Regions from separate parts of the Mus musculus genome. Here region 2 is linked to region 1. A link is a loop called in an ENCODE intact Hi-C map of the cell type or tissue named here. Cell type or tissue: heart. All regions are shown on one strand. Links, peaks and the distances in the headings refer to the core of each region. The heading gives the core; the rest is flanking DNA.

Region 1 (16,303 bases), core at 2,834-10,833:
TCAAGCTCCATTCTCACGGCTATTGTCCTAATAAAGGGATGTCCTCCAGTACAAAAGCAACTTTCTATTTCGATCTTTAACTCTGGGTGTCCAACTACCCCCGACTCCAGGCCTAGTCTACATTTCACTTCTAGAAGAGCAGCCACCTTGTCTCCAGCCTCTCCCCTCACTGCTAAGTGGCCAGCCCATCTAACCTAGTCTTGTTCTAAGACAGGGTCTCATGTAGCCCAGGCTATCCTTGAACTTGCCTACCTAGCAAAGGCTGACCTTGAACTCTTGGTCCTCCTAGCTTCACCTCCCTCGTGCTAAGGTCACAGGCACTTGTCACTACTGCCAGCTCTCCACCAGTTCAAATCTCATCAAGGTCATCAGACTCAGAGTAAGGATCAGACTGCTACCCAGTCTCCCTGCTGACCGGCTCTTCCAGAAGAGAATTTACTATCTCAAACACATGAAAGACCTCCACACCTTCACACCCTCCTCCAACAAAGCTACACATGTGGGACCTCCCGGAGCCAAAGCCAGACACACTGCTTGTTCTCAGGCCTGAAATCTTCGAGTGTACATTTTAAGTGCCATATCAAATAGCCTGTAAGTGCTCTGGGGGAGGGGGAGCTCTAATTGCATAACACATCATAGCTTACATTGCATCGCTGTTACACCCCAGACTCTGAACAAGCCTGAAGAAGTCCCTTAAAGTCCCCAATGCTGGGTGGGCCCATAATGGACACATTAAAGTAGAATGGAGATCTGTTACTTTCCTCCTGCCCTTGGACCTCTGTCTCCTCCACGGACACACCTCCCCCACGGTCACCTACCCCACTGCAGGCTGAATGGTGGGGTCTAAATGAGAAGTGACTCAAAACAAAATGGAGGTGGGGTAAGGGTTTCATGTGGTCCCGGCTGGCCTTGAACTCACTGTGTATCAGGATATAAGCAAGAGGATGATTTTGAACTCCTGTTCCTCTTGCCTACATCTCTCTAGTGCTGGAACTGCAAGCTTGCACTTGCACCCAGTTTTGTGCATTTCTTGAAATAGACCAAAGCTGTGTACATACTGGGCAAGTACTCTACTCACTGAAGCTAAAGGTTTTGATTCCCTTCACTGGAATCACGCACTACCCTGCATCCTAGGCATTGCCGCAGGCCAGTACTGGGCATGCACAGATCTATCACATCCATGTCATTATTACAGTTCCAGTTCTTATTCAGGCACTGTGCCTACAGATAAGGGGGTCTGCGACCAATCACACAGTACTGAACATGAATGACAGCACAGTCCTGGTGGCACCGGGAGAGGCCTGGCCTCTGGTCCTCTCCCCGGGCAATGCCATGGGGTCAATTCTACAAAGCCCCAGAGGCATCTAGAATCACAGTACACAAAACACCCAAGACACTAACTATTCCCTGGCAGCTTAAGGGTCAAACTTAGGACGTGAACAATAGTATAGCAAAATTAGAGTACCACATTGGTAATTTAGTCATGCTTTTCATTCCAAAGCCTATGTTCAGGGTCTTAAGAATAAGCAATCAGAGAAAAAGAGTCAGGATTAGTAACACAGACTTATTGTAAATGGTGTAACTTTTAGTTTTCTGTTATTTCCCTTTGATTCTCTATTCTGGCCTTACATATTCCATGGTTTGGACAATCTGTATTCTACCTAGTGACCAAAAGAAAAAAGAAAAAGAAATGGCATAAAAACAGGGGGAAAAAAAGAAAGGGAGAGCCTAGCCCAGGTTGGGGAGAGGGGTCCTCACAGTTAACACCGGGCCAGCTTTGAAGCATGTCTGGGTCACCCAGGGGAGAGGTGACAGAGAAGGTATTCTGGCTGAAACAGCCAAAACACAGGCAGAGGTGAGGTATGGAACTCCTAACTCTGGAGGGCACCTGAGAGCTAACACAAGAAAGATGGGTCAGCCAGGTAAACTGAGGCGACGAGGCAGAGTCATCTGACCAGCAGCCCTGTGCAGTTCTGGGCATCGAGAATGGTTCCAGAGGAGCGTGTGCAGACTGGAGGGAGAACAAGGTCATTGGTTAAGGAGCTTCTGAAAGACCAAGGGGAGGTCAAAGGTTAGCTGTCTTCCTTAATCATTCCACGCCTTATCTTTTGAGACAAGATCTCTCCCTAAGCCTGGAGCTGGACAATTTAGCTAGACTGGCTGGCCAGCAAGCCCCAGGAATCCTCCTGTCTCCCCAGCACTGGAATGACAGGCACATGCCACCATGCCCAGCCTTCTACACAAACTCAGGTTCGCACATTGCACGGAGGCACTGCTGCCCTGACTGTGCCATCTCCCCAGCTTTTAAAACATGAAACAACTCATCTCCCATGCCATGTCTGTTTCAGAAGATCTGGCTTGGGAAGCAAAAACTCCCAAAACTCTCATTTCTAACCATTCCAGGCAATGGTGACACTTGGTGGACAAGCTCAGGGAGATTCACCAAACCCCTAACAAAGCTTTCCCACAAGTAGATGGGCTCACAGGCCTCCCCTGGTTAGCTAAGTCAGGCCTGACTACCAAGCCCTTCTCCGATAGAATCTTACAAAGACTCCTGGGGAGACAGAGAATCATCAGCATGACGTCACCATCTAAGAACCTTGGGAAATGGAGGAGAAGTTCCTTCTCCACAGAAGTCCTGCTACTGGAAGGAGATGTGAGCTGGTGAATGGCTCCTCTCAGCTGCTGTTGCTCCTGGAAGCCTAGGGGGTTGAAGAAGACTTCCAGAACAAATGCTGAGCTGGTAAGTGAGGGTGTGTCCTGGATCAACACTCGCACAGCAGGGGGAAGGGGGGGGGAGTCTGAAGATAAATACCCTCCCCCTCTTCTGCACCTCCTGTGGAAGACTGGAGGTGCATTCCACAGCTTCCCCTCCCATAGGCTTGTTACCAGCTGCAGTTGGCTTAAGCCAGGGCTTTCCTCCCTTCTTGTTGCTATCCCTTTGCCTTCCCTGAGACAGCCTGCCAACACAAGCTGCCTTTTCCAAAGCCTGCTCTTTGCAGTGATCCAAGATAAGGCCAGGGTGACCGTTAACATTCACTGTCAACTTGACAGGACCCAGAATCACCTGGGAGACAAACCTCTCCAAGGCTCCGCAGAGGGTGGGGGTCTCGGTTGGGTTCAGTGCGGTGGGGAGACACTATCCAGGGCACTGGATTTTAGACTAAAAAAGGGAGAAAAGCAACTAAACACCAGCGTTCACTTCCCAGTTTCCTGCCTGTGGATGTAAGGGGATGAGCTTCCTCCAGTTTCTGCCACCATGACTAGTCCCACCACCTCAGAGGACTGCGCCCTCAACCACAAACCACAACAGGGGCTTTAGTCATGGAGTTTGTCATAACAACAACAGCAACAAACAATGGCTAAGACAACAAGGGCTAGACAAGCAGCTCATTCTGCAGTCGGAGGAGAGCAGTGTGCCCTGAACAGAGAAGCCCCTGTGTAGTCCAAGACTTCACACCTAGTAAATGCTTCAAAAGCAAGAATTAAAGGGATAAAATAAACAGGAAGAAAGCCAGTGTGGAAGGAATGGTACCTAAGTTCAGGTGCCTGGATACACCATAGACTATAAGCGTAGGCCCTCGGGGACAGGATGGAATCAGAAGTAGATGAGAAGGATCCTTGATAAACGCTCACCAGGGGAAAGCAGTATTAGACAAGAAGATGACTGCTGCACAGTGAGAAGCACAAACTGGCCTCACTAGACTACAAAGTACACAGTACACAGCATGAAGGAGCAACTCCACCTCAGAGAGAGCCATGTTGGGTATGTGAAGGCACAAAGTAGATGTGGGACTCAACACAATCCCCACAACCTGCACCTCACGAAACTTTTAACACAGTATCTGACCTCCAGCTCCACTAGGAAGAACATTACAGACTTCATGAGATGAACCAAGACAAGGAGAATTGAACTGAACACACTGAGGCCGGAGGCTAGACCTGGGCAAAACCAAAAGGGCAGGGGAACAAACTTGCCTTTATCATCTGTTCTGTCCTAGACACTTGAGGAGAGGAAGGACCTGGGAAGTACTGAGATGAGTCTAACCCTGTCCAGCTTACTACAGCCTGCAGAGCTCGAACTTGCCTACGGCCTGGAGCCTCCACAATACAAAGGCGTGGACTGCCTTCCTCCAACCTTGCTTTGCAATAGCTACTTTCCAACACTGGATTCAAACTGCCGAGGGGACAACTGGACAGGAGGGATTATTATTTCTTACTCGTGGTCAAGTGTCACCATGGACAAGGAGGAAAGATTCCTTTTCTGTTTGCAAGTTGTCTTCTTAGCTCAACAATAAGCCATGACTCATGTGGGTCCAGCGCTCTCTCTCTCTCTCTCCCTCTCTCTCTCTCTCACACACACACACACACACACACACACACACATGTTAATCAATTAAATAATTTCATTTAAAAATAAAATAGATTGCTAAGCCTGGGCTGATGGCATAGACCTGTGATCCAGCTATTTAGGAGACTAAGGTACAAATATCTCAAGTTCAAGGTCAGTCCAGAGTTCAGAATAATTTCAAGTAAGTTGTCTTGGCAACTCAGTGAGAGCCTATTTTAAATTATAAAAAGATATAGAGGACATAAAAAGATATATGGGGATATAGCTTACTGGCAGAGTACTTGTCTAACATGTATAAGGACCTACACCAAGATCAGGTTCAATGTTAGGGTATGAGGTTAACATGTTAAATCCCAGCTCCTACTACTGTGGGGGGTCTCTGCTCAAGTGTATGGGGACATCTGACACCAGCAAGACAAAAAAATTGCATATATGTGTGTGTACATATATATGTATAATTGATTTATATATATATTTATATATTCAAGTACTTTTTCGGAATTCAAGATCCTCTTTCTACTCCTTTCTTGGTTCTGAAGTTGCATCTTATTTGCTGCTATGATTTGAGTCCATCCCTGTTGCCCACCCCACCCTGTGCTGTGCCCCAGGTGGTAGTACTGTTAAAAGGTGGGGTAACAGAACCTTTGGTGTAGTCTGCCTAGCAGAAATGGGTCACTGGGGGCTATATCTGCTTCTCATGTTGACCTGAGCCTTCTGCTTCCTTAAGTGGCCGCACACTACTAACTGTTCCACCATTCCCTCCCCTCTAACATGGACTGCACTGTACGTGCCAACTTAAATTTTGTCTCTTGGTGGCTGTTCCTGTAGGGATTTTATGTTAGCAGCTAGAAAACTACCACACTCTGCCAAATCGGCCTTTTTGTTTTGCAATACATTATAGGCACACAAGAAGGAGATATTTGTGCTTTGCGTATTGGACCATATAACTCCTCTCCCTTAGAATATCCACCCATTCTAATATCTTCTATCACCTTTAGCTATGAGCCTTTTCAAAACAATCGGAAAGGAGGATGTCTACCCTCACCCCCACCCCAATGTAACTGTTTTTGACCTTCCCCACAAAGCCCCACAACACATATGAACAAAAGTCTTTGCTCTGTTTGACACCATCCAACTGTGTTTCTCACATGTGTGAGCTGGCACTAAGTTAGGTGCTCAAAAAAAAAAAAAAAAAAAAAAAAAAAAAAAAAAACACTGGATCCTCAGTGAACTGCTGAAGTCCCCCAAGAAAAAACTTCTCATTATCAGGCACCATGCTTTAAATGATCGGTTATAAACCCTCGTCATCTTCCCGGAAATACAGATAATGAAATAGGATGATTCATAGCCTGTAAGCAGAACCAGTCTCCCCCAAGGAACATGGCAACACGCATGAACTCATCACGTACATGGACAAGAAGCCTCTAGAGCACTGACTGGCACATGGAGACCCAGAGCCTATCTGTGGAAACCGGTTTCAACAAGCGACTTGTCCTCACCCCTGCTCTCCAGTACCAGTCTACCAGCAAAGCTTGAGAAGCAACCAGTTCACCATAGAGAAAGCCATTTTATGTGTTGTCTTAGTCAGGGTTTCTATTCCTGCACAAACATCATGACCAAGAAGCAAGTTGGGGAGGAAAGGGTTTATTCGGCTTACACTTCCATACTGCTGTTCATCACCAAAGGAAGTCAGGACTGGAACTCAAGCAGGTCAGAAAGCAGGAGCTGATGCAGAGGACATGGAGGGATGTTCCTTACTGGCTTGCTTCCCCTGCTTGCTTATCTTGCTCTCTTATAGAATCCAAGACTACCAGCCCAGAGATGGTTCCACCCACGAGGGGCCTCTCCCCCTTGATCACTAATTGAGAAAATGCCTTACAGTTGAACTCATGGAGGCATTTCCTCAACTGGAGCTCCTTTTCTTATGATAACTCCAGCCTGTGTCAAGTTGACACAAAACTAGCCAGTACATGTGTCCTGAGGAGTTAAGCCACCTTCCAGTGTCTGTAGTCTGTCCACAGCTTAAGACACTAGCCATGCCCCACCCTGGGGGAGGGGGTTCATGTAGCCTACCCAACAGGGTCCACACAACCTGAAAACGGTCTTTCCAAGAGTGTTGTAGGGGATGGGATGCAATGGCGTGCTGACAGTCACCGGGAGTAATGTGTTCAAAGCGTGCCAACTGTTAAATGTAATCTTTCATTCCACTCTACCCGGGTCTTTTTTAAAGATATGAAAAATAAATAATTAACAAATTAGTTAGGTTTGATCCCCAGATCAACCGGAATAGCATAAGAGAAAAACTAAACAATCCCAGAGAAGAGGATAACGCCAGAACCACAATGAAATACCAAACAAAACAAGCTTCACTAACCATCCCAAGCCAACCAACCCCAGACAAGAAAAGGAAAAAGAAACAAAAGAAAAGAAACTTCTGAGGTTTTGCCTCTCTTTTAGGGTCGAAGCCCCTAATAACTATATATGTTGTACAACCTCTGTGAAACCTGTCTCTCCCTCCAACCCATGCACCTCACGATGCCCCAAGATCTGCTGGGTGACATATGAGATCCAAAGTGGAAGGATAAAAATAACCTGGTCCTCAAAAAGGCAGATAGCCGCCAGACAGCTGAGTCACTTTGAAGCCCATTTTGACTACTGTAGGGGGCATTTCACCCTGCCTCTGCCTCGCAAGCTTCCACAACCTCACAACCCACCGGGTTGGAAACCTCCCCCAGCCTCCCTGGTGGAAGGCCAGGATGTCTCTTAACTTCCCCTCCTCCTGCGGGGTCACGAATCAGGAGTGAACTTTTAATAATTCACATAGCGCACGTCAGCCCAGTGACTCACTTAGAAGGGAAAGATTTGAGTAAGGCTTTAGGGAGCCATAATAAGCCAGCGGCAGACCCCTTATTTCTGCTGCCCTAATGGGACCACCGGACCTGACAATAGCCAGAAAGGAATGGGATGGGAAATGGAGAGAGAGGCGAGCTCAGAGTCCATCAGCATTGTCCCGCAGTGGGAAACCCTGGGCAAAAAAAAAAAAAAAAAAAAAAAAAAAAGGCTTCTAGGAGAGGGAGAGAAAGGAGAGAGAGAGAGAGAGAGAGAGAGAGAGAGAGAGAGAGAGAGAGAGAGAGAGAGACTGAGCGTGCCGCGGGCTAGGGGACTCTCACCTACCACGTCCCCACCCTCTGTCGCCCGCGAGAACAGCTCAGAACCCTGGACTAACTCTTGCTTGCCTTTCTCGATACTGGGGCTTTGGGCAGAATACTGACGACTGGGGCCCTGGCATCCTAGCCACAGGCTAGCGGAGCGAAGGGCCCAGGGAACCCAGTCTTCGTCCGCAGCAGCCTGGAGGCGCTCACTTGGTGCCAGGGAGCCAAAGCTGGAGGAGAGGCAGCAGGAGGAGGAAAAAGTCCCGGGCCCGCAGCTCATCGGGTCCCCTGCCCTGTGCGCCACCCCGTTTCCCAGGCTGGCTGCGCAACTGCGCCGTGGATCTTCCTTACCGGGGAGTCGTAGGAGAAGGCGCACTCGTTCTTGTAGACGCGGTCCCCCGACCTGGGCACGCGGATCGTGGGCATATGAGGCACCAGCAGCTCGCCCAGGTCCCCTGCAGCCATCTTCCCGCCGCCGCCCGGCACGCTGAACAGGGCGCCCCGGCGCTGCATGACCGCGGAGCGCAGCGGGCCTGGGGAGGAGCGCGGCGCAGCGGGAGAACAGGACCTGGACGCGGCGGTCGCGCGGGCTGAGGATCAGTTTAGGCTCGGGAGGCTCGGCCTCTGCCCCGGCCGGCCGGCGGGCGGGAGCTGCTATTTTTAATCCAATGGCGAGTCGCCGGCCCAGCTGCAGCGTCAGGCGGGGCGCGCGCCAGCCGCAGCGCCGGGGAGGGGGATGCCGCGAGGGCGGGGACGCAGGAGTGGGAACCAGGGAGGCCCCGGGTCCCCACGCACGCCTCCCGACCCGCCATGGCCCCTCGGGGATGTAATCCCCAACTGCCCAGGATCAGGTCCTGGGAAGCCCGCACAAAAAAGCGGTGCACAGCGCGACCTCCCCATAGATCGGAAAGGGGTGGGTGGGACTCAGGAGTCGCCTTCTCTTAGATTCTTACTTCTCACTTTTTTTAAACATGCAAAGCTCTGTAAAAGATACTAGACTCCATCGAGGCCTGGAGAAGGAAGAGGTATGTTTCCCTATATGTTGCAAGGGTAGACTGTAGGAATTCTACCCCCTCCCCCACACAACCAGATAAGGATGTCTATTTTTCTCCATCTTTACAATGCCGTCCTATGACTCAAGGCCCTTCTCGAACATTCGGTAGCCTGATTTGAGGATTCATGTTCTGCCCTTGCTTGTGGATTCTTCAAAATAAAATAATGGGGGGGGGGGCTTAATAATATGCAAATAGAGCGTGTTCGTGACGTATACTCTCATGTCTATCATCTTCTTAAAAAAAAAAAAGTAAATAAATAAATAACCCATGGAATGAGGAGGTGGAAACAGGTACAGGAGCTCAAAATTAGCCTTGGCTTAGCTACATGAGATGCTGTCTTTAAAATAAATAAGTAAATACCCACCCATCCTACATCGGCTATTCCACTGAGGTTCCCTAACTATGTGTATCCTACTACCAGGGCATAGCTCTTCGTGACAGCGAGAAGGTGCAGATCCAAAGCATTCTGTAAGTCTCTCCAGATAAGACTATCCTGAAAGTCGCTGGTGATGTCACTAAATGTCTCTGCCTCACATTGCTTCAGAGCAAAGAATTACACACATTACACTTGGCTTCCTCCCTATCTAGTAGGATCTCTGCCTGTTCACAAACTGGCTACAGAAAGAAAGTTGATTTAAAATGTTGAAAGCTTAATATCCAATCTCGAATTAAACAAAAAGTCAAATCGGTGAGATTTGTTTCTCATCTGGCAGCTGATAAAAGATCTATCAAATTAGTCCAGGCTTGAGAAACACCCTCAAACACATTGTTGGTGGGAACAAAAACTGCACATCTCTGAAAGGGTGTTTACTTTTATTTTTGTCACTTTGAATCCCAAGTTGATGTTGACTCCTGGTGATCCCCCTGCCCCAGTCCAACCCATCACCCCCATTTGGTTCCCCACTGCTGGATTTCAGGCCTGTGCATTCTGGAAGGAAATTTAGTAACACTGATCTTAATTTTATATGTATATATTGTTTTCCAAGGGGTATCCTGGGTGATACTTACACCACATTTAAATTCCATCTTGGTAGGCTACTTGTTGGAGCATGGTATATAACAGGACACTGGGAGCTAAGAAAAGATCCCTCACTGGGAAGCAGTTACTGTAGAGCACCTCTAAAAGCAATGAGGTCACTCTGCACTGTCATCAGCCACATTACTAGATGGAAACAGAAAGTAATTCTGTGCGTGAAAGCCAGGAATGTGCGTGAGGTTGGCCAGCTACTGTGTCCTGGTGGGCCTTCCTTCCAGTCCTTGAGAGGGTCCTATACACACTTGTGTGCATGCCTTTTGGCCCCCATATGTCTCTTAGAAAATGTGCAAGCTATATAATTGTCAAGATTGTTGAGAGAAACAGAAAGCATGAAGTCAAGGGGACTCCTTACCATCCTTTACTTTTCTATGTGGTTCCAATAGTTTTGTTTCCCTTTGCTTGTCTGATTGAAACCGAGAGCTTGCTACTATTGGGGAAACAATAATTCAAATACTCTGCCTCTGAGCTATGTCCCCACACCTTTTAAAACTGTGTTGTCCAGACTGGCCTTGAACTTGCCACGCACCTGCCTCGGTGTTCCCAGTAGCTGAGATTATAGCCTTGAGCCCGATACCCTATTTCAATCTATTTATTGGGTACAGTGAGATTGATTGCTCAGCGGTAAAGGTGCATGCTGCTTAAGCCTAATGACCCAAGTTCAGTGCCCCGAACCCACATAAAGGTAGAAACAGAATCAACTCTGTAAAGTTGTCTTCTGACTGCTACATACACAAAGTAGCAACACACACACACATAACAAGAATTAACTAATTCCGTTATAAAAACATCTCAGGTTCAATAGTCAGTACAGAAGTTGAAGGCTATTGCTAGGTTACTGCATTGCATACCAACCCTTCTCATAGAACAACACAGACTAAAGTGATGGACTGTGAACCAGTAGTATTGCACACCTGGAATCCCAGCAGTTAGAGGTTGAAGATACCATAAATTCAAGGCCAGCATTAGCTACACAGTGAATTCCAAGCCACTCTGAGCTCCAAAGAGAATCCATCTCAAAACAAAACAAATGACCGGAAGAGATATTTGTAGAACACACCAGAGTCAAAGAGGCTTACTGAAGCAAGGACAACTAGTCTGGGGTCTGCAATGACTTCAGGTCCCACCTATGGCCTTCCAGAGAGCTAATGGGTGTGCACCAAGAGTGCAAAGATATAAACACACATACATTTACATATACATAAATATCATGTGTCGATACAGATACATGGAAAACCTATCTGCATAGCAGAATGCCAGTGACATGCCAGATGACATCTCTTATCACAACAGGGAGAAGTGGACATCAACTGAATGTAGAGAGATAATCAAACTATGTATATCTATCTACTCAAAGATGCAAATCTGAAGATAATTATTATGAATTTTGCCTCAATATTTTTATAACATCTCGGTTAACATGCAATGCTTATGCAATACCATTGAAAGTCAAATAAATAAACATGCATTTGTGATGTAACTAGAAAAACATAAAATTTAAATGGTTCTGTTTGGGAGCTGGTCATAAGATTTGTTTTCAATGTGTCTCCAACAAGGTTGCATGTGTTGCACAATATAAACATTATCAAAACAAAAATCTGAGTAAAAGAAACTTCACTGAATTAAGAAAATGTCTTTATCAAGACATTTCAAGGTTGGACACAGTGATACATGCAGATTGTCCCATCTACTTGGGAATCTGAGTGGCGAGGTTGTCTGGGTCCAGGAACTCATGACCAGCCTGTGCAACACACTGAGCATATTCAAAGGAAGGAAGGGAGGGAGGGAGGGAGGGAGGGAGGGAGGGAGGGAGGAAGGAAGGAAGGAAGGAAGGAAGGAAGGAAGGAAGGAAGGAAGGAAGGAAGGAAGGAAGGAAGGAAGGAAAGAAAGACATTAGAGGAAACTCTGGCTCAATTACTGCAAACTTTAAACTTAGTTTTTCAAATTCTAGATATGAACTCATACAGGACTCTATTTTTAGGCCAGTTTCTGCACATAGATCTTAATGTGCAGATTGAAGGAGTGATGACGAATAGACACTTAACTTCTAACAGACCCAATGTCTCCACATTTCAGACTGACTTTGGCCACATCAGGCCATTCTGCTTCTGCCACGTTTCTCTCATTTTCTTGCAGAGCCCAGATAAGCAGGCAGCACTCTAGGGCCCTCCTCTGTCCTTCAGACTCCACCTCACCACAGTACTTTTGAAGACAACACGGGACCATTCCCTAAGGAGAGATGAATGGGTTCCAGCCTTGCTTCAAAACTCTCCCACCTCATATCTATCATCTCAGTCGTTTCAAAACATACTTGTTTCATGAAGTCCTTTCTAACAGCACCAACAACCCTCAGAGATCCATTGTTATAAATTATAGCAGGCTCAGCAGTGAAGAGAGTATACTGTTCTTGTTGGGAGACCCAAGATCATTTCCCAGCATCCACCCCAGGTAAACAACTACCTGTAACTCTAGCTCCAGAGGGGTTCAGCACTTCTGACCTCTATGGGCATCGTGCACACACGCAAGTGTGTGAGCATGCATGAACATGCATATAATTTAAAATAATAAATCTCGGTGGTGGAGGATACTTGCTTAGTATATGCGGAGCTCTGTATTTGATCCTGAGCATACAACAATAAATGACTACAAAAATCACAAGCCTTGTTGCCTGCCATCAGAAACTCCATTATGCTGTGTCTTGTGCTGTTGCTCAGGTTAGCCTAGGCTGCATGTCTAAATCTGTGAGCTCTGTATTTGGACAATGTTGACTGCACAGAATGGTTTTATTTGGGACATTCATAAGTACCTGACAAGTGATTGATTCACCTTAGTGACATTGTAACAAATGCTCTCTGCAGTCAGCTTTGTTCATTTTTTAATAAAATACTTTGCTGCACAAATGTTATTTCAAGAACTGACAGAGGTTATATCAAGTGTGATACGAATATTAGTTATAATGACTAATGCCAAGAGAGGAAATCTACAGAGTAAAAAGATATCATAATAATGTCAATTAATGGAATAGCTCTTGACCTCAAAGGCTTGCCTGTAATGTGAGGGATCTCAAAGAGCCACTTATTGTGAGACCTGGGGAGAGTGGACCATAAGATCTTCAGTTCTATGAGAAACTTCCATGATAAGTGCTGTTGATTAACTGCAAAACAATTTATACCGATAAAAGAAAATTATAGTGTTTTCTTCTTGAGGCTATTCTACAAACATATATACATAGATTACCCAAGCAAGAGCTGAGGAGATAACGCAGTGGGTAAGAACCTTCAAATACAGATATTAAGACCTGAGTTCAAAGCCCCGGCTTTAGTATAGGGAAAAAAAAGAGCTAGCTATGATTGCTGTTGATTGTCCACCATAACTAGATCATTGTACTTTATTGCAATGATACAACACCCTTGGCTTCAGAACGTAGAAAAATCCAGCTGAAAGTGACCTGGAAGAGTCCTCCCCACTAGCTAGCGTTCATAGTGCTAGAAGGTGCTATACAGGCCCCTAAAGTGGAAAAGACTTCAATGATCTTGGCCATCAGTGAATAGTGAATGTCACCATGACAACCTAATAGGCAAGACATGGTCACTGGTACAAATGTGGCCTGAATATTGTGGGGGAAAGCATTCACTTTGCAATCAAACTTGAGGCCTGCTCCACAGGAGAGAGTTCATAGCTGATACTGTAAATATAGTCAAAAGCACATGCATTCCAGAAGTCATAGGCCCAACAGGGACCCTACTAATGTTGTTTTGATAAATGGACATGTTGTCAAACTACCTTCTAAATATTTGTATCAGTAGTACAGCCCTCAACCTTGCCAAAAGAAGCCTCTTTCTGCAGTAAGCAGCAGTTAATGCAAGCTTATAACTGGTCAACTTGGACAGAGTAAGTGACCACTGTGTGCTTGACCCTATCAACAACAGCAAGCAAGAGGAAACAGAAAGAAGAGAAGAGCTGGGTGGCAGAGAGGAGTGCTGTGGAGGACTGCCTTGTGGGAATGACATAGCCATTGCGCTCATGAACACACTGCAAGTGTCGTTACCTGGACAAGACATGTGTAAGACCAATCCAGCAAGATCAATCAATGTTCCAGCAGGCAACACTAAACAGACTCAGTGGGTTAGAAAAAACAAAAGCAACAACAACAACAACAACAAAATGACAGTCCATCATCAATGGAAGCCAAGGCAAGAACTGAAGCAGAGTCCATAGAAGAATGCTGTTGACTCGCTTATTCCCATGTGTTCTGCAGCTGTGTCCTCTGAGATGGAAACACTTAAGCCTTAGGGGAAGTTTCTTAAGCCAGAAGGTGAACAATTCAAAATAATTTCAGGAAGTCCCTGAAATTGATCAGATTCACTCCCTTCCAAGAGTACAGTAAGTAATGCTGAAAGTCACTCCTGTGGGTCTCCCTGCTCTCATGGATCATAGGCCTATAGGGTCTACAAGGGCAGTGGAAGCAAAGACAGCGATGGAATTGGGGGTTGGAAGGCCTGTGAGTACATACAGTGAGTAACCACATTGGGACCAGTGATCAGGAGGCAGGTCAACTTTTGGAAGAACATCCAGGCTAGGCAAATGTTATTAGCTGGGAGCTTAGGTACCTGAAGTGCCTCATTAGCATGGGGGGAAGCATTTCAGGAATTTTAGTTGCTAGATGAATAGGTTATCTGGAAGAAGGAAATTGATCCTGTAATCTAATTGAGACTATGTGACATTCCTCAGGTAGAAGCACAAGTGGAAGCTTAGAATTCCCCAGACAAGGTCAGAGAAGGAGAAGCCCAGCTAACGAAGGGAGTCTTCCATCTTGCATCGAGCCAAGAGGCTACCCAGTCATGGTGGACTTCAACCTTAATTAACAGAGTTTTTCCCACAACCCCCATACAAGTCAAACTACAAAGAAGACTTTGAGACAAGACCAGCTGCTGGGAAGAAGCAAAGAAGAACCAAGCTGCCTGGAAGAGGTTTAGAACATCTGTGTCTCCTAATGATATTCTGCTATACTCAGAGATCAGTGCCATATCCAGCCATCATCAGAGAGGCCTCCTCCTACAGAGGATGGGAACAGATGCAGAGACCCACAGACAGACATTACAGGGAGAGAAAGAATCTAAATAGGATATTGCTACCAAATTCCTCCCCTCAGAGCTCAGGAAAATCTATGTAAGAGGAAGCAAAAAATAATATAATACCCAAAGGAGATGGAGGACACCAGGAGAACAAGGCCCTCTGAATCAACTAAGCAAGGCTCATATGAGCTCACAGAGACTGAAGCAGCAAGCACAGGGCCTACATGGGTCTGTCCTAGGTCCTTTGCATGTATATATAATGCAGCTTTTACCTTGGTATCTTTATGGGACTCCTGAATGTGTGAACCAGTGGGTCTCTGATTGCTGTGCCTGCTCTTGGGCTCTTTTCATTCGGCTGGGATGCCTTGTCCAGTCTCGATGTGATGGGTTTTGCTTTATCTTATTATATTTCATTGTGTCATGTTTGGTTGTCATCTCTCAGAACCGTGTTCTTTTCTAATGAGAAACAGAAAGGGATCTGGAGGGATGAGGAGGTGGAGGGGAACTGGGATAGGAGATATTATATGAAAAAAAAATAATCTATTTTCAATAAAAGGGAAAAAAGAACATGTAAATTACTTGGAAGGGATGTTCTCCAACCTGTTAAACTGCCTAAGCCACATGTGCAGTGAGTGCCAGTGTCCCAGCTTTGTGAACTGTCATCCATTCTGGTGTGGGCTTTCATGGTGCAACTCTCTTTGACTCATTTCTGCTCCCGTAAGTGTCCCCTCACCCTTACGATTGTAAGTAATGCCAATAACCTCATTGATCACCAAGTTGGACTTGGATGGTTTTTGTACTTTGGTCTATGGTGGGCTGGCTATCTGGAATGATGTGCATGTAGCATCTCCCCAAGAAGAGTCAGGCAGCACCATGGCTTGCTCAGCCTGCTTTCTTATACAACTCATGAGTATCTGCGCAGGGGTAGCACTGCCCACATTGAGCTGCCCCCCCCCCCATGTCAACTATTAATAAAGAAAATGCTGCCATAGAGTTGCCTACAGGCCAATCTAATGGAGGCAATTCCTCAGTTGATGTTTTCTCTTCCCAGATGACTCTAGTGTGTGTCAAGTTGACAAACACTAGCCAGCACATCATCTATTTTCCGTGAATCCCAGGCAAGTATTCATTTTATACCGTGTTGTTTATCATGTCAGTTTTTCCTTAGCTGGATCTTACTTGCCCCTTTCACCGTGGATACCATGGCGAACGCAGGTTTCTGCGTTAAGTTCCAAAAAAAAAAAAAAAAAAGAAAGAAAGAAAGAAAGGAAGGAAGGAAGGAAGGAAGGAAGGAAGGAAGGAAGGAAGCCTAACTTTATGATAGACTTGTGTCAGAATGAACTAACTTTGGAGAATAGCCCTCAATATCAGAGTGAGGTAAGCCCTTACTCAGCTTTCCAGGAGACCTGGTACCTGCTCATGTGTCATGCTTTCCATAGTCCTTCAGGAGCCTGGCTCACAGTATGTTTACATTGATGGGCAAATCATCTCCCAAGGCAATCCGACAACACAGTCCTTCAAATGCCCACACCTCCAGGATGGTGAAAAAAACCACTATGAGAACAGTCATAAACACCAACCTTCAAAGCTGTGTTTCAGAGCCCAGCAAGTTTTACAAAGAAAGATCTTTATATGTG
Region 2 (16,303 bases), core at 3,213-11,212, 61 kb after region 1:
TGAAAATACGCCACGACCATCGTGAGAGCTGTGCAAGAGCACCATGATGCTGGTGGTGTAAACAAGTCCAAATTTGGTGGAGACGCGCCCCTGCCGCCCTGATTGGCTGAAGCTGCGTGCCTGGTGAGGTGATGTTGCCTGCCGTGAGTGGAGGGGGGCTGAGAGTATATAAGAGTGAGAGGCCCAGGGTTCGGGGGGAGAAAAAGATGAAGCGAGAGAGATGAAGACTGAAGCTTGCTGAGTAAACTGCTGTTAGAAGAACTGGTGGTCCTGTCGTTCTTGCTGGTCAAAAGCGTATGCGACAATCCCACCCTCTGAAATAGGCTACTAGTGGCAAACTTAGGCTATTGGTTGACAGGAGTGCCTATCCAGATAGTCTGTTTCACCCATGAAATGGGTCTGAGTAGGTTTCCCGAGGTTTATAAGAATCTTCTTATATTTACAATAAGAGATAAATTTGTTAAAAGCATGAACAGTCTTTAAGGTGAGCTTAGGGAAGACAAAAACCCCTTCTGTGAAGCAGAAGGGTCAAGAGGGACTTCTAGCCTCTGTTCAGAAGACTGGCTATACATAAATTGAGCATAATGAGAAACATCTTTACGTCTATACTTAAATGACAACCAAAGGAAACTTAAAATCTTGAACTTGTGGCTATGATAGTTGATTGTATAGTGGAATGTTTTGCCAGTGTTAGACTACTAATTCATAAGAACTCCATTCATCGATGTTAGAGCCCTGAACTTTCGGAGTCCTAAAGTAACGTTAGCACTTCGAGGGGAGGAAATCTGAAGCACTTTTGCTCCTTTTATAGATCTTAAATCATTTTCTTATCACCGTTTAACCTTTCATGTGCTGCGTCTGCCAACCTTAAAACACCTTCGTAGGCCCTACAACACTTTCTTAGGAGAGAGGTGGGGCTAGGGAGAGGTGGGGCTAGGGAGAGGTGGGGCTAGGGTAAAGAGCAGTCCTTTTACACTCTGCTGCACCCGGCTCACACTTGGTGGCAGTCAGCAATGGCAGCAGATAATGACACAAGCTGTTGCCAGGTCCCTGGGAAGAGCCTAGCAGAATCGCCTGTGAGCAAAAAGTAGCCTTTTCCAGCCTTGATATGAGGGTTTGTACCTTATCTTATTATTATGCTATGGTTTATTCAGTTAATATCCCTGGGAGGCCTTTAAAAAAAAATAAGGGAAATGGAGGTGAGAGGAGGAGAGGTATGAAAGAACTGGGATTTGCAGAGGGAGGGGAAATTGTGGTTGGGATGTAATGCATGTAAAAAATTAAAATTAGGGGGCTAGAGAGATGGCTCAGCTGGTAAGAGCACTGACTGCTCTTCTGAAGGTCCTGAATTCAAATCCCAGCAACCACATGGTGGCTCACAACCATCTGTAATGAAATCTGATGCCTTCTTCTGGTGCGTCTGAAGACAGCTACAGTGTACTTAGATATAATAATAAATGAATCTTAAAAAATTAAAATTAATTGTTTTCACACAATGTGTTTTATTATATTCTTTCCCCTCCCCTAACTCCTCCAAGATTTTTACCACCTCCCTACCCAGTCCAACTTCTTGCTCTCACTCTCTTTGCAAAAAAACAGAAACAAACAAAAACAGTAAGACGACAAAAACGAGCCAAACATGAAACAAAAGGCCCAGGAATAAACAGGGAATCTGTTTTGTGTTTGCCAAGAACTCCTGGGTGTGAGGCCTGCCTTCGAGTGTGCTTAATATACATTTCATTGGTGAAAACCGATCTTCCCTTTCCCAGCAGGCAAGGATTGCAAACAGCTTCTAGGTCAGGTGTTGGGGTAATCTTTTTGTGCACTATGTAAAGGTTGTCTTTCATTCAAACGTTGATTTCTGCACTGCAGAAGGTTGAGTACTGACTGGCCTTGGGTATTGTTGTATTTATGGATCATCACCTGCCTCGGTGTTTTGTAAACGCGCACCGCTCTCACCATCTGGTTGGTTTAATAACAATCTGACTGACAATAGCTGAGACAGAAGAGGAAAGGTGAGATTTCCGGGCAGAGAGGGTCTCTGGAGAAGAATCAGAGGCAGGAATTTACCAGGTGACATGGTGGTATAGAGAACAGGTACCCAGAAGGAATGAAAGGTAACGGGCCACATGGAAGGATGTGAACTAGAATTAGCCAGGTTAGAGCTAGCTGGGAGGTGCTCAGCTATAGTGCCCAAGCTTTTATAAATAATAGTAACTCTCTGGGTCATTATTCAGGAACTGGCAGATCCAAGACAGTCCGGTGATAGTCAGGGCTGGGGCTTCATGCTCTTTTTCCCTTCTCAGGGCTGGGACTATCTGGTTTGAGCCTGTGTGGGTCTTATGCATGCTGTCTCGGTCTCTGTAAGTTCATACATGTACCTCTGTGAGTGCATACATGTATCAGTCCAGTTGTGTCTGGAAGACGCTGTTTCCTTGGAGTCATCCACCACCCCTGACTCTTACAATCTTGCTGCCTCCTCTTCCACAAAGATTACTGAGCCTTGAAGGGAAAGATTTGATAAAGGCCTCCTACTAGGACTGGGTGTTTCAGTCTTTTACTCTGCACATTGTCCACTTGTGGGTCTCTGTGTTAATTACCATCCATTAAAATATGGTGCATCTCTGATGAGGGTTGAGTAATTCATTAGTCTATGGATATAGCAATATGTCATTAAGAGTCATTTTATGGCTATGTTCCTGTAGCAAAGTAATAGTAGTGGGCTTTGGGGTATATATAGATATAGATATATAGATATATTTAGATACTAACCCTTTAGCAGATTTATAATTGGCAAACTTTTTTTCCACTTTGTAGGCTGCTTCTTTGCTTTATTGATGGTGTTCTTTGCTGTGTAGAACTTTCTTAACTTCATAAGGTCCTCTTTATTAATTGTTGGTGTTAGTGTTATGTCCAAGTCGCAGGGACCCCAAAGACCACCAAGGAGCCAATTCCCATGCAAACACTTAAGGGCTTTTATTCCGAGCTTGAAGTGACAGCCTTGAGTCTTGGGGTACAGGGTACTTATTGTGGTTATAGCCAGCTTGGGGAATTTCCATATGAGCCAGCAAGTAAATATTTTAAAAACTACATTTCTGGCATAATCTGCAGGAATCAAACATGGGGGCAAAACCACCTGACAAACAGGCTGGCTAGGTTATCTATGTTCTGCAGGATGTCTTAGGTTATCTAGATGTATCTTGACCCTGCTGTTGTAGCCTGACTGGCTGCTGCTAAGGGGTTGCGGGTGGGGAGATGCTGCCATAGGATGTTTGCTCATGTTGACTTTGTGGTGTTCCTCCTGGAACTGGAGTTTAGCCCCTGGAGCTTCCTAAACACAAATTTGGCTGGGCTTTACATTAGCACCTGTGCTAACTGTTCCATCCAGAAAGTCCTTTCCTGTGCCAATGAGTTCAAGTCTATCCCCTGCTTTCTCTTCTATCAGGTTCAGCCATTTTGGTCCTTTGTTGAGGCCTTTGATCTAGCTGGAGTTGAGTTTTGTGCAAGGATCTGTTTGCATTCTTCTCCATGCAGCTATCCAGTTTGTTGAAGATACTGTCTTTCTCCTATGTATACTGTTCTGTTAAAATCAGATGTCGGTAGGTGTGTGGACTTTTACCTGACTCTTCAATTCAATCCTTTAATCACTGTGTCCCAATACCATGCCATTTCTATTACTTTATCTCTGTGATACAACTTGAGACTGGGGATGGTGATACCTCTAGCAGTTCTTTTATTGTTCAGTATTGTTCTAGCTTTCCTAGGCTTTTCTCTGTTTTCATATGAAGCTGAAAATTATCTTTTTCAATTTGTCTGAAGAATTGTGTTAGAATTCTTGGTGGGGACTGCATCTAATCTGAAGCTTGCTTGTGGTAGAATTGAATTTTTTTCACAGTATAACTCCTATGTTGATCCATGAGTGTGATAGATTTTTATATATATATCTTCTCCAATTTTTATGTCTTCACTGTCTTAAAGTTTTTATTGTATGACTCTTTCATTTGCTTAGAGCTACCCCAAGACCTTTTCATTGTTTGAAGCTATTGTGAAAGGTGCTGTTTCCATGATTTCTTTCTCAATCTGTTTGCCACTTGTACATAAGAAAGCTGATTTTTGTGTGTTTATTTTACTGTAGGCTGCTACTTTATTGAAAGTGTTTATCAGCAATAGATGTTTCCTACTGGAATTCTTAGGTTCTTTCATGCATAAAATCAGATCATTTGTAAATAAAAACACTTTCTTCCTTTCCTATTTGTATCCCCATAATCTCCTCCAGTTGTCTTATTGCTCTGGCTAAGTCTTCAAAAAGTATAGTAAATAGGTATAGAGAAAACAGACATTCTTATCTTAGTCCTGATTTTAGTGGAAATACTTGTTTTTCTTGCTATTCCGGTTGATGTTGTCTATGGGCGTGCTGAAAATTGTCGTTATTATGGTAAAGTATGTCCCTTGTATCCCTAATCCCTCCAGGACTTTTTATCAAGAATGGATGTTGCATTGTATCAACATCCTTTCTGAATCTAATGATATAATCCTGCGTTTTTGCCGTTCAGGCTGCTTGTGTGATTCATTTCATCTATTGATATTCATATGTTGAACCATCCCTGCATCTCTAAGATGAAGCCCACTTGATCATGGTGAATAATCTTTCTTTGATTAGGTTTGCAGTTTATTGAGAATTTTTGCATCTATGTCCATAAGGTAAACTGATCTGTAATTTTCTTTCTTTGTTGGGTCTCTGTATGGTTTACAGAGTAATTGTGGCTTCATAAAAAGATTTAGGCAATATTTTTTCACTTTCTATTTTGTGGGATAATTTAAGGAGTATTGGTATTAATTCTTCTTTGAAGGTCTGGAAGAATTCTATACTGAATCCATGGGCCCTGGGTCTTGTCTTTTCTTTTGATTGGGAACTTTTTAATTAATGCTTTTGTTTCAATAGGAGATTACAGGTCTGTTTATAGTGTTGATTTCATCCCCACTTAATTTTGGTAAGTTGTATATGTAAAGAAATTCATCCATTTCTTTCAGGCTTTCCAATTTAGTGGAATACAGATTATTTTTAGGTATATCCATATACCTCTCTGAGTTTTCTTGGTATTCTTTTGTAATGTCTCCCCTTTCATCTGTAATTTTATTAATCTGGATCTTCTCTCTATCCTTTGGTAAACTTGGCTAAAGCTTTGCCAATTTTTTTTTTTTTACTTTCTCAAAGAATCAATTCTCCGATGCATTAATTCTTTGTATTGTTTTTTGTTTCTATTTCTTTCATTAATTTCAGCCCCAAGTTTGATTATTATTTCTCACCTATTCTTTTCGGCCATTATTTCTTCTTGGTTTCCTAGGCCTTTCACGTGTGTTGTTAAGTTTCTTCAGGTTTGGGTGGTGCTGGTGCTGGTTTGGGTTTGTTTGTTTTGTAGTTGTTGTTGTTGGTTTAGGATTTTGGGGTTTGGAGGTGTTTTATTTTGTTTCAAGACAGAGCTTAGCTGTCCTAGAACTATCTATATAGACTAGGCTGGAACACACAGAGATCCAGCTGCCTCTCTGTCTCCTAAGCACTGTAATTAAAGGCATACCTGCACCATCACCCCACCTGGCTTTTTTTTTTTAAGGTCAGTATGTAATCGTAATGACTTGCCTCCCAGTGCTGCTTTCATTGTGTCCTGAGGGTTTGGGCGTGGTATGCTTTTGTTTCCATTCAGTTCTAAAAAGTTGTTAATTCCCTCGTGACCCAATTCGTTCAGTAGTGAGTTCCTCAGTTTCCACGATTTTGTATGCTTTCTGTTGTTTATATCCCACTTCAATCCATGGTGGTCAAATAGGATGCAGGGTGTTATTCCAATTTCCTTAAATCTGTTAAGATTTGCTTTGTGTCCTAATATGTGGTCAAATTCACAGAAAGCCCCATGAGTTGCTGAGAAGAAAGTATATTTTTTAGTGTTTGTGTGACATGTTCTGTACATGGTGGTCAAATAGGATGCAGGGTGTTATTCCAATTTCCTTAAATCTGTTAAGATTTGCTTTGTGTCCTAATATGTGGTCAAATTCACAAAAAGTCCCATGAGTTGCTGAGAAGAAAGTATATTCTTTAGTGTTTATGTGACATGTTCTGTACAGGTCCATTGTAAATGATGATTTTGTTGGATATAGTAGTCTGGGTTGGCAACTGCAGTGTTTCAAAGCTTATAGAACACCACTCCTGGCCCTTTTGTATTTTACAGGGTTGAGGTCTGCTCTATTGTATTGTAATGCTAAATTCTATACTTAAAGCCTGGGCCAATGAGTGAATTCTCATGTTTACAAGCTTTTGTTATGCAAACTTTGATCCTTATTTTAAAATTGTTGGTTATGTAAAATTGGCTACAGCCAATTACTGGAGGGACTAGAGGTAGATGGCTTTTGAGTTACCTGGTTGGGAGTGGAGGAGTGAGGCAGAGAGAGACCATAGGGAGAAGAGAAGGCACCCTGAGAGGAGAGGTGCCATGAGCACATAGCCAGGAGGAAGAGCAAGTATTTGGGAAATGCTGCTGGGAAGGTAGTCAGGCCAGCAGTTAGAAAAGTAGATTAAGGGTTAATTATCAAAGCCAAATAAAATAACCATAGTCTGAGTCTCAGTTATTTGTAAGTCAGACAGGGATAAGCTTAAATTTGTTGTACTACACAGAGTCTCCCTTGAAAAGTCAGACATTGCTCTAATGGGCCTGTTTTTATATGTGACTAGTTCTATTTCCCTTACAGTTTTTAATATTCCTTCTTGTTTTGGTAGTTATATTTTTGCCTTAGTTTAGGGTTTTATTGCTGTGAACAGATACCATGACCAAGGCAAGTCTTATAAAAGACAACATTTAATTGGGGTTGGCTTACAGGTTCAGAGGTTCAGTCCATTATCATCCAAGTGGTAGCATGGCAGTGTCCAGGCAGACATGGTGCAGGAGGAGCTGAGAGTTCTGCATATTCATCTGAAGGCCCCTAGGAGAAGGCAGACTTCCTGGCAGCTAGGATGAGGGTTTTAAAGCCAAGTCCACAGTGGCACACCTATTCCAACAAGGCCACACCTCCAAATAGTGCCACTCCCTGGGCTAGACATATTTAAACCATCATACTCCCTAACTTCTTCAATGGCACATTTTGATCATTGAAAAGTGTATTGTTGCCAGGAACAGTGGAGCACCACTCTTGGGAGACAGAAGTGGGCAGATCTCTGTGAGATCAAGACCAGCCTGGTCTACAGAGTGGATTCTAGGGGGGACATAGTAAGGTCCTGTCTGAAAACAACAAAAAGTATACTGTTCAATCTCCATATTTCTAATTTATTTCATTATTACCTGATAAGATACAAGAAATTATTTCAGTTTTTATTTGTTAATGCACACACACACACACACACACACACACTCACACACACATATTCTATTTAAGGGAAAGTTCCATAGGCTTTTGAGAAGAATACGCATTTCCAAGTGTTGGATGGAATATTCTACAAGTGTCTGTCAGTGTCTTTTGATATTTAATAGTGTTGAAAACTCTGTCTTCAAGAATTCTCTTGAAAAACTGTGCATATGCATGTGTGTCTGTTTGTGTGTATATGTGTGTATATACATGTGTGTGTTTGTGTGTGACTGTATGTGCATACGAAGGCTCACATGTCATGGCTCATATGTGAAGGTGAGAGGACCACTTGGGAAGCCAATTCTCTCCCACCATGTTGGGCATGGCGACTGAACTCATGCATTCGGCTTCTCAGTGCTTTTGCACACCAAGGCTTCTTGCTAGCCCCTTTGTTAATGCTTCTGTATGTATGCTCTATCTATGAAGAGAATAAGAAGTCGAAGTCACCCATTATTTTAATAACCAGACCTACCTGTCCCCCTTTTTGAAATTAAAGCTTTATTTTTTAACATTTTTTATTAGATATTTTCTTCATTTACATTTCAAATGCTATCCCAAAAAGTTCCCTATACCCTCCCCCCGCCCTGCTCCCCTACCCTCCCACTTCTTGGCCCTGGCATTCCCCTGTACTGGGGCATATAAAGTTTGCAATACCAAGGGGCCTCTCTTCCCAAAATGGTCGACTAGGCCATCTTCTGCTACATATGCAGCTAGAGACACAAGCTCTGGGAGTACTGATTAGTTCATATTGTTGTTCCACCTATAGGGTTGCAGACCCCTTCAGCTCCTTGGGTGCTTTCTCTAGCTCTTCCATTGGGGGCCCTGTGTTCCATCCTATAGCTGACTGTGCGCATCCACTTCTGTTAAGGCTTTATTTTTAATTACAAGTATAACATGGTGCCAGGGGCCAGCCCTGGTGGTTCTTCTTTCTTCTTGGTTCTCTTTTGAGGTAAGCTGAGGGGTAAGAAGAGCATTGGTGGGGGCAAGACTTGGTCTTGTGAGACATTTAGGGTGGCATCATGAACAAAGGTTAGTTAACTGGCTGCACAGTATATGAGCTTCCTTTATGAGCGACAGTCATGACCTTAATTACCTTTTTCTCATAGATAACCCCATTATTAAATTTGCCAGTTCAAAATATCTTCATCACTTTTGATCAGTTCCCCCCCCCCGTCCCCCCCCCCGTCCCCCCCCCCCCCCCGCTCCCTCCCCTTTTTTGAGATGGAGTTTCTCTGTGTAGCCCTGGTTGTTCTGCAACTCACTCTGTAGAGCAGGCTGGCCTCAATCAATGATCAGCCTCTCTTGTTTCACAGCTTTTGTAGAAGCTGAAAGGGTCTTGCATTACTGTTCATTTGTTTAGCTTCTCTCCCTTTATGTAAGTACTATGTTGCTTTGAATGCAAGTTGATCTTAGTCACTGTTAGCTAGTCTTCCATTATGGTAACAAAGTACCTGAGATAATCAATTTTAAAAGACAGATTTACTTTCACTCATGATAAGAGATTTCACGATTGATTAGTTGTGGGGGGTCTCTGCGGCCTTCACAGCAGAGTGAAAAGCTGTAGGAGGCAAGACATGGCTCAGCAGACAGTGTTACTTTAAACTTCAGGAGCCTGAGTGGTTTACTGTAGGCCTCTTCAAGCTCAGCATGATCTGAACTATTCTTGGGATGATTATCTCAATCCCGAATTCATAACAAAGCATACCTAAATCGCTTTAAGGTGCAAATTAAACTAAACGCAGATCAGATATAACTAGACTGAAACTCTTTTTAAAGTATATATGACACCTTTCATAAAGATAGTTTTATATTCTGAGAAAAACAAAGTTTCAAGAAGGGTCTGGAGGAGGGCCCAATATTGAAAAGTCTCCTGCCACACAGACTGTGCAAAGGCTAGAAAGCATGCCCATTGGTCCATGTCTGTGAGCACAGAGTCCCATGTCCTGTTGCTTTTGGCCCTGTGGCAAAACAGTATAATCACGGAGTTATCTGCTGGAAGCAGTTGTTCCCCTTATGGCAAAAGGAAAGTAAAAGAGAGGAAGAGGGTGTTCAGCTCAGTGAAGCAGGCAAGCATAGGGAATAGCAGAGCAACCTAGGACTCTACTTGGTTGTTGGTTTTTTTTTTGTTTTTTGTTTTTTGTTTTTTTTTAAGAGGGCATCGAATCCCATTACAAATGGTGTGAGCCACTATGGTTGCTGGGAATTGAACTCAGGACCTCTGGAAGAGCAGTCAGTGCTCCTAATCTCTGAGCCATCTCTCCAGCCCCTTGGTTTGATATCTTATGGGCCCTCTTCTAACAATGCATTTGGAAACCTAAGACCCTCACTCATGTATATCCACTCTTCTCTGAACAATGCACCTAGCCACCTGTTAGAAACCCAGAACCCCCATCTGTATCAAGCTGCACATACCTACTTAATATGAGTATGATAAACAATGGGTAAGTTTCACCTTCCTTTAGCAACCACCAAACAGTGTCTATTCGAGTGTATTCCCAATACATTCATCTAAGAGGATAGGAGGGTTGATCTAGATTGAACTGGTCTTGGGTGCTTTACAATAGGCACATTGTCCTCTAATTGAGCTTTTAGGGAGAATCCCCCCATTTATGCTTATGCATAATTTGATATGCATAAGACTAAAATCGGATGCATCAGGGGAAGGAACATGAACATTGATCATGTTCAGTATATGTCCAAGTCTGTCAATCAAAATAAAGAACCAACCAAACTATACCTGAGTCATTCAAGTCCTCTGTCTCTGAGCACCATAAAAAATAACCACAATGAATGATCTAGCAGGCTTCAGTCTCAACAGTGTATCTGACTTCATCTGCCACCTTGCTGATTTAGAAACCCTGTGTGTGCCCTTAAATCAACCCTTTGGATAAGAGGTGGAGAACCCAAACACAGCCAGTCCAGACCTGAGCCCTGGTAACGTGTTTGGCAAGCCAGCCAAGAGGCACGAAAACATTCTTCCACCTTGCTGATGAAATGTCACTGGAGTCTGGCTTTGTCAGAGAGTTGTCTATTTAAGTGCGCCATGTCAGTTCCTGGGAACTGTTTATTATGCTGTTTTGTGTCCTGAGAAGGAACCTGCATGACAATTATTAATGAACTAAAAATAGACTGTGTGCTGTTCTTGACATATGTCTAATTTTAAAGTCTCTCTCTCTTATTCCCTCTAATTCTCTCTCTCTCTCTCTCCCTCTCTCTCTCTCTCTCTCTCTCTCTCTCTCTCTCTCTCTCTCTGTGTGTGTGTGTGTGTGTGTGTGTAGGTACAAGTCACAGCATACATATGGAGGTCATAAGTCAATTTGCAGTTTGTTTTCTTCTACCACAAACCCGGGAGTGCTCATAAGTAAGCCTGAGTTTGATCTCTCTCTGTCTATCTGTCTGTCTGTCTGTCTAATCTATCACAAATTTTCTATTTTTGCAGAGCTGACAATTGGATGTAAGGCCTTACTATATACTAGTTTTTCAAAGTCTATCACTGAACCTGGAACTTGATCACTGACTAGAAGCTAGACTAGCTGGCCTGTGTGCCACCAGGATCCTCTTGGCTCTGCCTCTCAGTCAGTACTGGGATTACAGACACTCCATCCAGCCCACTACAGATACATGCCAGTGTTTAGTTATGAAATAACAAGACCTACCTCGCTGTGCAACGTTTGTACATCCAAAGGAGAGAGCCCTTCAAAACAGGCATGTCCCAAGTGCAAACAAGGTGCCTCCTTCCTAAGCCTGGCTGTGTCCTTCCTGGTGCTGATGTTTGAACCCGGGGCCTTCAGTAGGCTAAGTATACACTCACCTCAGAGCCACAGCTGTGTTTTACTTTTAGATCCTTCTAGAATGCTGACAGAGGGCTGAGGATTTGGAAAAGCAGCAGAGTGCTGGCACATATGGGTTTGGTCTCCAGTACTTCCCACTTCCCCACCCCATCCCCAAACCCAAAAAGAATAACTTAACTCCACTCCAAAAGACATACCTTTCATCAGATGTAACTTAATATGACTTATTCAACTTTCCAAAGCCTATTAAGTGAGGATAATGTGTGTATGTGTGTGTGTGTGTGTGTGTGTGTGTGTGTGTGTGTGTGTGTAAGCATGGTTGTAAAGATATGGTTAGTTCCTATCTGTTACACATTAGACTTAACAACTATTTCTAACAGGATTTTTCTTTCTGTGCCAAGCTTTCTGTATATTAGTAGGACATAAGGAATGATATATCCCTCAGATTAGTAGAATGGCAAAGGGAAACCTACAACTGAGCTGGGTGGTGGTGAGCTGAGGGCAGCAGAGGGAAGGGAAACTATGGTCAGAATGAGAGAAAAAAAGAGAGAGCACAATGCACAAAAGTGAATGATATCTACAGATCCAACATGTTCATGGCCTGTTCCCTCTTTCCTAGTTCTCCTACAAAATGGTTTGCATAAGCAGGGCCCAGAGACCTTATGTCCTTCTCTCAATCTGTAGGCAGAATTGTGGGACTGCATAGGAAAGCCTCAGGACAAATCTTTGGGGTAGTGGGGTGTGGCCATCCCTTTCTGGGAAAACAAGGAGCTTCCACCACTCCAGAAGACTTTGGTGGAGGTCGGGAGCAGGCAGCCTGACAAGTGGCCCTGTGGCCTTTTATTTCTTTTGTTCCTTTAGGCAGCAGCAGACACCTTCCTATTGGGCCAAGGACAATTATGTAGAAAACTGGTTCCAGGCTCTGCTTCTCCTCTCGCAGTGTCTAGATGCTGCTGATACACCGGTCAGAAAGGTGAAGTCTGGAATGGGTGGGGTCTGCGGTCAACCTCTTCTTTCTAGGGCAGCAGAGTCGCCAAGTTGAGAGGGGGTAAAGCGGAATGGGGGTCCACAGAACTCCAGACTGGGCAGGATGCTAGAAGTGTTACAGCTCTTAGAAAAGGAGTAAAGAGTAAAGGGGTTCCAGCAGCCCGTGGGGAGGATCCCCAGGTCCTGGGCCCAGCAGCTGCTGTGGCGAAGATGCCAGTGATGGAGATGTCGAGCCTCTGCCAGGCAGATGGGACCAAAAGTCCAACGAGTACATCAGGGGGAGACAGCCCTCCCCCAAATGTTACAGCTCAGTAAAAATAGCCAGTCTCAAAAGACCCTTGGTGAAATAGCTTGTGTGCTTTATTCCATGTGGACAGGGCTATGAACCTTGGGATTTGGGGGGATCCTATTGGCCGATACTAAGGCGCTGGTGATGCTCTATTTGTCTGAGGAGGAATAACAGGTGCTATGCTATGCGACTGACTACTTGTGGCACCTGGTTGGGGGTTTCAAGGTTACACACTCCAAGGCAGGCACAGAAACAGGGAAGGAGCTAGTTTTATTCCTGTCAGACTCAAGTTCTGAGATTTCCAGGGTTTGGACTTGCTGTACCCTGGCAGTCTCATGCCCATTCCTCTCACAGCATGGTCCACATGCCCCACAGAAAACCACCAGCTGGAAACCACACAATCTGAGTTCATTACACTGTCATGAAGAATGAAGAGCAGATGCAAAGAAAGGCTGGCCTGAGTTGAAAGATAACAGACACTGGAAATGAAAACTGTTTCTGTGAACATTGAACACATCTGAAGTCTCTAATCCTCACCTGAAAGGAGAGAAAGAACTTGACAGGAAATGGCGCTGTTGGAAAGGTTGTGAAAGAGCCCATGTTTTTGGAGCCATGTTCAGCAGACAGTAAGAGCTTGACAAATGACAGGCATGAGGTAGCTTTAACTCACACGTCACGCAGTACTGGAGACCAAGCCCGGGGCTTCATGTGTGCCAGCACTCTGCCGCTTTTCCAAATCCTCAGCCCTCCGTCAGCATTCTAGAAGGATCTAAAAGTGAAACACAGCTAGAGAGTGCAGCTGTGGCTCTGAGGTGAGTGTGTACTTAGCCTACTGAAGGCCCGGGTTCAACACCAGCACCAGGAAGGACGCAGCCAGAAGGACGCAGCCAGAAGGATGCGGCCAGGCTTAGGAAGGAGGCACCTTCAGTGTTTCCAGAACAGAGCTCTACGGGAGCTCAGTTACTGTGTCTCAAGAGTTTGTGTCTGTACACTAAAAACGAATGGCACGTACCCCAAAAGTAAAGCAAGATGCTACAGGTAAACTCTAAGGCTTTATTTATTCTGGTCCTGATAATTTTATATGGTTGGTTCAGTATTTCTTTTGAACTTAAAATTCCAAGTAGTCCCAAATAAGCCCCATCTGCAATGACAGATGACTACAGTTCCTGAATATTCACAGGACCGCTGCACCTTCCACCTGCCAGACAACGGCATCAGCAGCTTATCAACAGTGTCACTTTAGGAATTCACAACTTCCCAGACCTCCAGGTTTCATTACTACCCTGTAAATCCCAACAGATGAAGCTGAAAGGCCCACAGAGAACACATCACCTGAACCTCATGAAGAACCAGCCACAGAATCTTGTGTACATCAGAGCAAAAATACAGAGTATTTATTCATTTCTTCCCACTAGAGGGACACACTGTTCTTGGACAGACAAATGAATCATCAGTTGTCAGGAGTTGCCTTTGGAGAATGATCAATGAACTCCTTTTCAGGGGTTGGAAATTGATACCAGGGTCCATCACCTCGGGCACGCATCAGCCTTCGAACTTCCTGCTCCTTTAACCTGTAACAAAGGGAATAGTAACTGTGAGGATACGGACACGTGAGCAGATGCAGCCACTACAGCAGTCAGCAGAGCTTCTTCAAAATAACAAAGCAGAACCACCATAGGACAGAGGCCTTCACCACTCCATAGCCGCACTGCTCAGGGGTCTAAGTTGGCTCATTAGACACATAGCTGAGTATCCATGTTCTTGTGCATAATACCCAAGATATGGAAGCACTCTAGCTGTCCATCAACAGATGAATAATAAAGAAAATGTGGCACATTTACACAATGGCACACCATTCAGTCATATGCAGACAACTGCATGAAGCTGGAGGGCATCATGTCCTCTGCTATGTGGAATCCATACTGATGTATACAGGTATACACAGGACACAAAACAGATGGGGAACTACTGGGGGCAGAAAGGGACCAGGAGGAGGGAAGAGGACAGGAAGAGATCAGCAGGCAGGGGAGAAGGGAAGAGAAGGTAAAGGAGGTAAGGATGAGCAACGTACATCTTTATGAAGATGCCATCAGGAAAGCCTTTATTCCATACACCAAAAAAGTTAATGAAGGGGAAAACAGTCCCACGATCCCAACAACAGAGGTAGTCACTGTATGCATGATAGTCTGGCATAAACAGGCACATGGAAGCAGACATCTGCTATACATACAAGCCAACTTGGGGCTGGTGAATTTTATCATCACTTACATTGAACAATTGTCTCCACAGGCCCTGCTCCATGGCTTTGTGACAAGCTTGCTCTGTCATCCACCTTTCTGATGTTAATACAGTTGGCTACAGAACACCCACTAATGAGCCCATGCGAGGGTCCCATGCTGGGAGGTGATATGCTGCCATCTGCCTATACTGCTGCTATCATTGTTTGAAGAGGGAAGAGGGAATTTCTCCACAGCAAGTGGAGTCCCCTCACTAGCACCACACTGAATGGCCTACATTAGATATTCCATTGTTAAAAACAGAAGAGAAAAATCAGAGCCAAAAGCCCCATCAACCCAGAGCCTCACGCAGCTGACATCATACTCTGGGTGATCTGCATGGTACAGAGATCCCTTCACAACTCCACAGCCAAGGCCAAGCCTTCTCCATGAAACCCTGGCCTTCCAAAGTACATGTATTAAGCTTTTTATGACCAGAAATGTACAACTACATAATTCACTTCCCAAGCATTAGCCAGCTCTCTAACCTTACTTATGAGATTAGATACCTTTGTAACTGTGACTTAGAGAATATCTATTCAACTTTTCAGAAAGGACTAAACACTTTTTCCCTCTTTTAAATATAACTACACAAAATGTGTAACTATCATAATTAAAGAGAAAGAGTTCATAAATCTAAGAGAGAGTAGGGGGACAGGGAGGAACTGGAGTCGGGAGAGGAAAGGAGGTAGAAATGGTGTAAGTAAAAGTACTCACGCAGAAAGTTCTTACAGCAATCAATCAATCAATCAATAAAAACAACAATAGCAACAACAACAAACAAGGCACAGCCAAAGCCCAAAACCCAAGGCTGAGGAAATGGCGCAGTCAGTGAAGAGCTGGCCTTGCAAGGACAGTTCTGTCCCCAAGCCCATGTCAAATCATCCCTTCCCAGTGCTGCGGAGGTGGAGACGGATCCTGGAGCCTGCCAGCCAGTGGCAAGCCTACTTCCTCCACAAGCTCCAGGTCAGTGAGAGACCCCGTCTCAAAATTTAAAACACAAAACAGGTGGATAGAGCCTGAGGAGCAATGCCTGAGATTATTCTCTGCCTTCCATAGGCACACGCCTGTACATGTATACACACACACACATCTGCACACAGATACACACCAAAAAACCAACCAACCAAACCAAAACTAATGAGCACACCGCGGACTGAGAGAAACACAGTAGTCAAGGCATGCTCTTCTCGGGAAGAGCATTAACTGAAGGCACAGGGCTAAGCAAGGTCCGGAAGAGGGCTGTATCTGCACCCACCTGACTTAATGCTAATGACATTCTCTCTAGAAACAGGTACACAGGGGCACATATGGCTTCTGGCTGTTATACAGGGCAGTCTCTAGTGATGTGGGATGGAAAGAAACAGGCAGGTTGTGGAGTGGGCTGCTGTATGCAGAGTAGCTTCTTTAGGAATTTCTTTCCAGGGCGGGAGAGATGGTTCAGCAGTTAAGCGTACTTGCTGTATTCATGTCTGGTGGCTCACAGGCCTGCAACTCTAGCTTCAGGACATCGGATGCCCTTTTGGCCTCCATGGGCCTACATCCAGGCAGACACATACACAGAGACATAC

The links. Hi-C counts contacts between places; a loop is a spot of excess contacts. Peaks named below come from ENCODE experiments on the same cell type or tissue, not always from the same donor. Only the 100,000 strongest peaks of a DNase experiment are listed, where the experiment ranks them.
Region 2: a loop joins it to region 1, with 7 times the contacts of the local background. A loop is called at or near these places in 9 of 42 quality-filtered maps.

Annotation. Positions count from the first base shown.
Region 1 is chr3:32,809,424-32,825,726 of GRCm38, reverse strand. Usp13 (ubiquitin specific peptidase 13 (isopeptidase T-3)) reads right to left here and starts at 8,101. Exons shown (of 21, transcript NM_001013024.2): 1 at 7,855-8,101. The coding sequence starts at 8,016. In heart, for the core only: a CTCF peak has its summit at 7,809; DNase peaks (open chromatin) are centred at 2,966, 6,996 and 8,146; H3K4me3 peaks cover 4,131 bases; H3K27ac peaks cover 4,322 bases.
Region 2 is chr3:32,748,753-32,765,055 of GRCm38, reverse strand. It overlaps Ndufb5 (NADH:ubiquinone oxidoreductase subunit B5), which reads right to left. Exons shown (of 6, transcript NM_025316.2): 6 at 13,497-14,027. The coding sequence ends at 13,907. Among named protein-coding and RNA genes, the nearest start is that of Ndufb5, 20 kb to the right of the region's middle. In heart, for the core only: no CTCF peak of the experiment used is centred there; no DNase peak of the experiment used is centred there.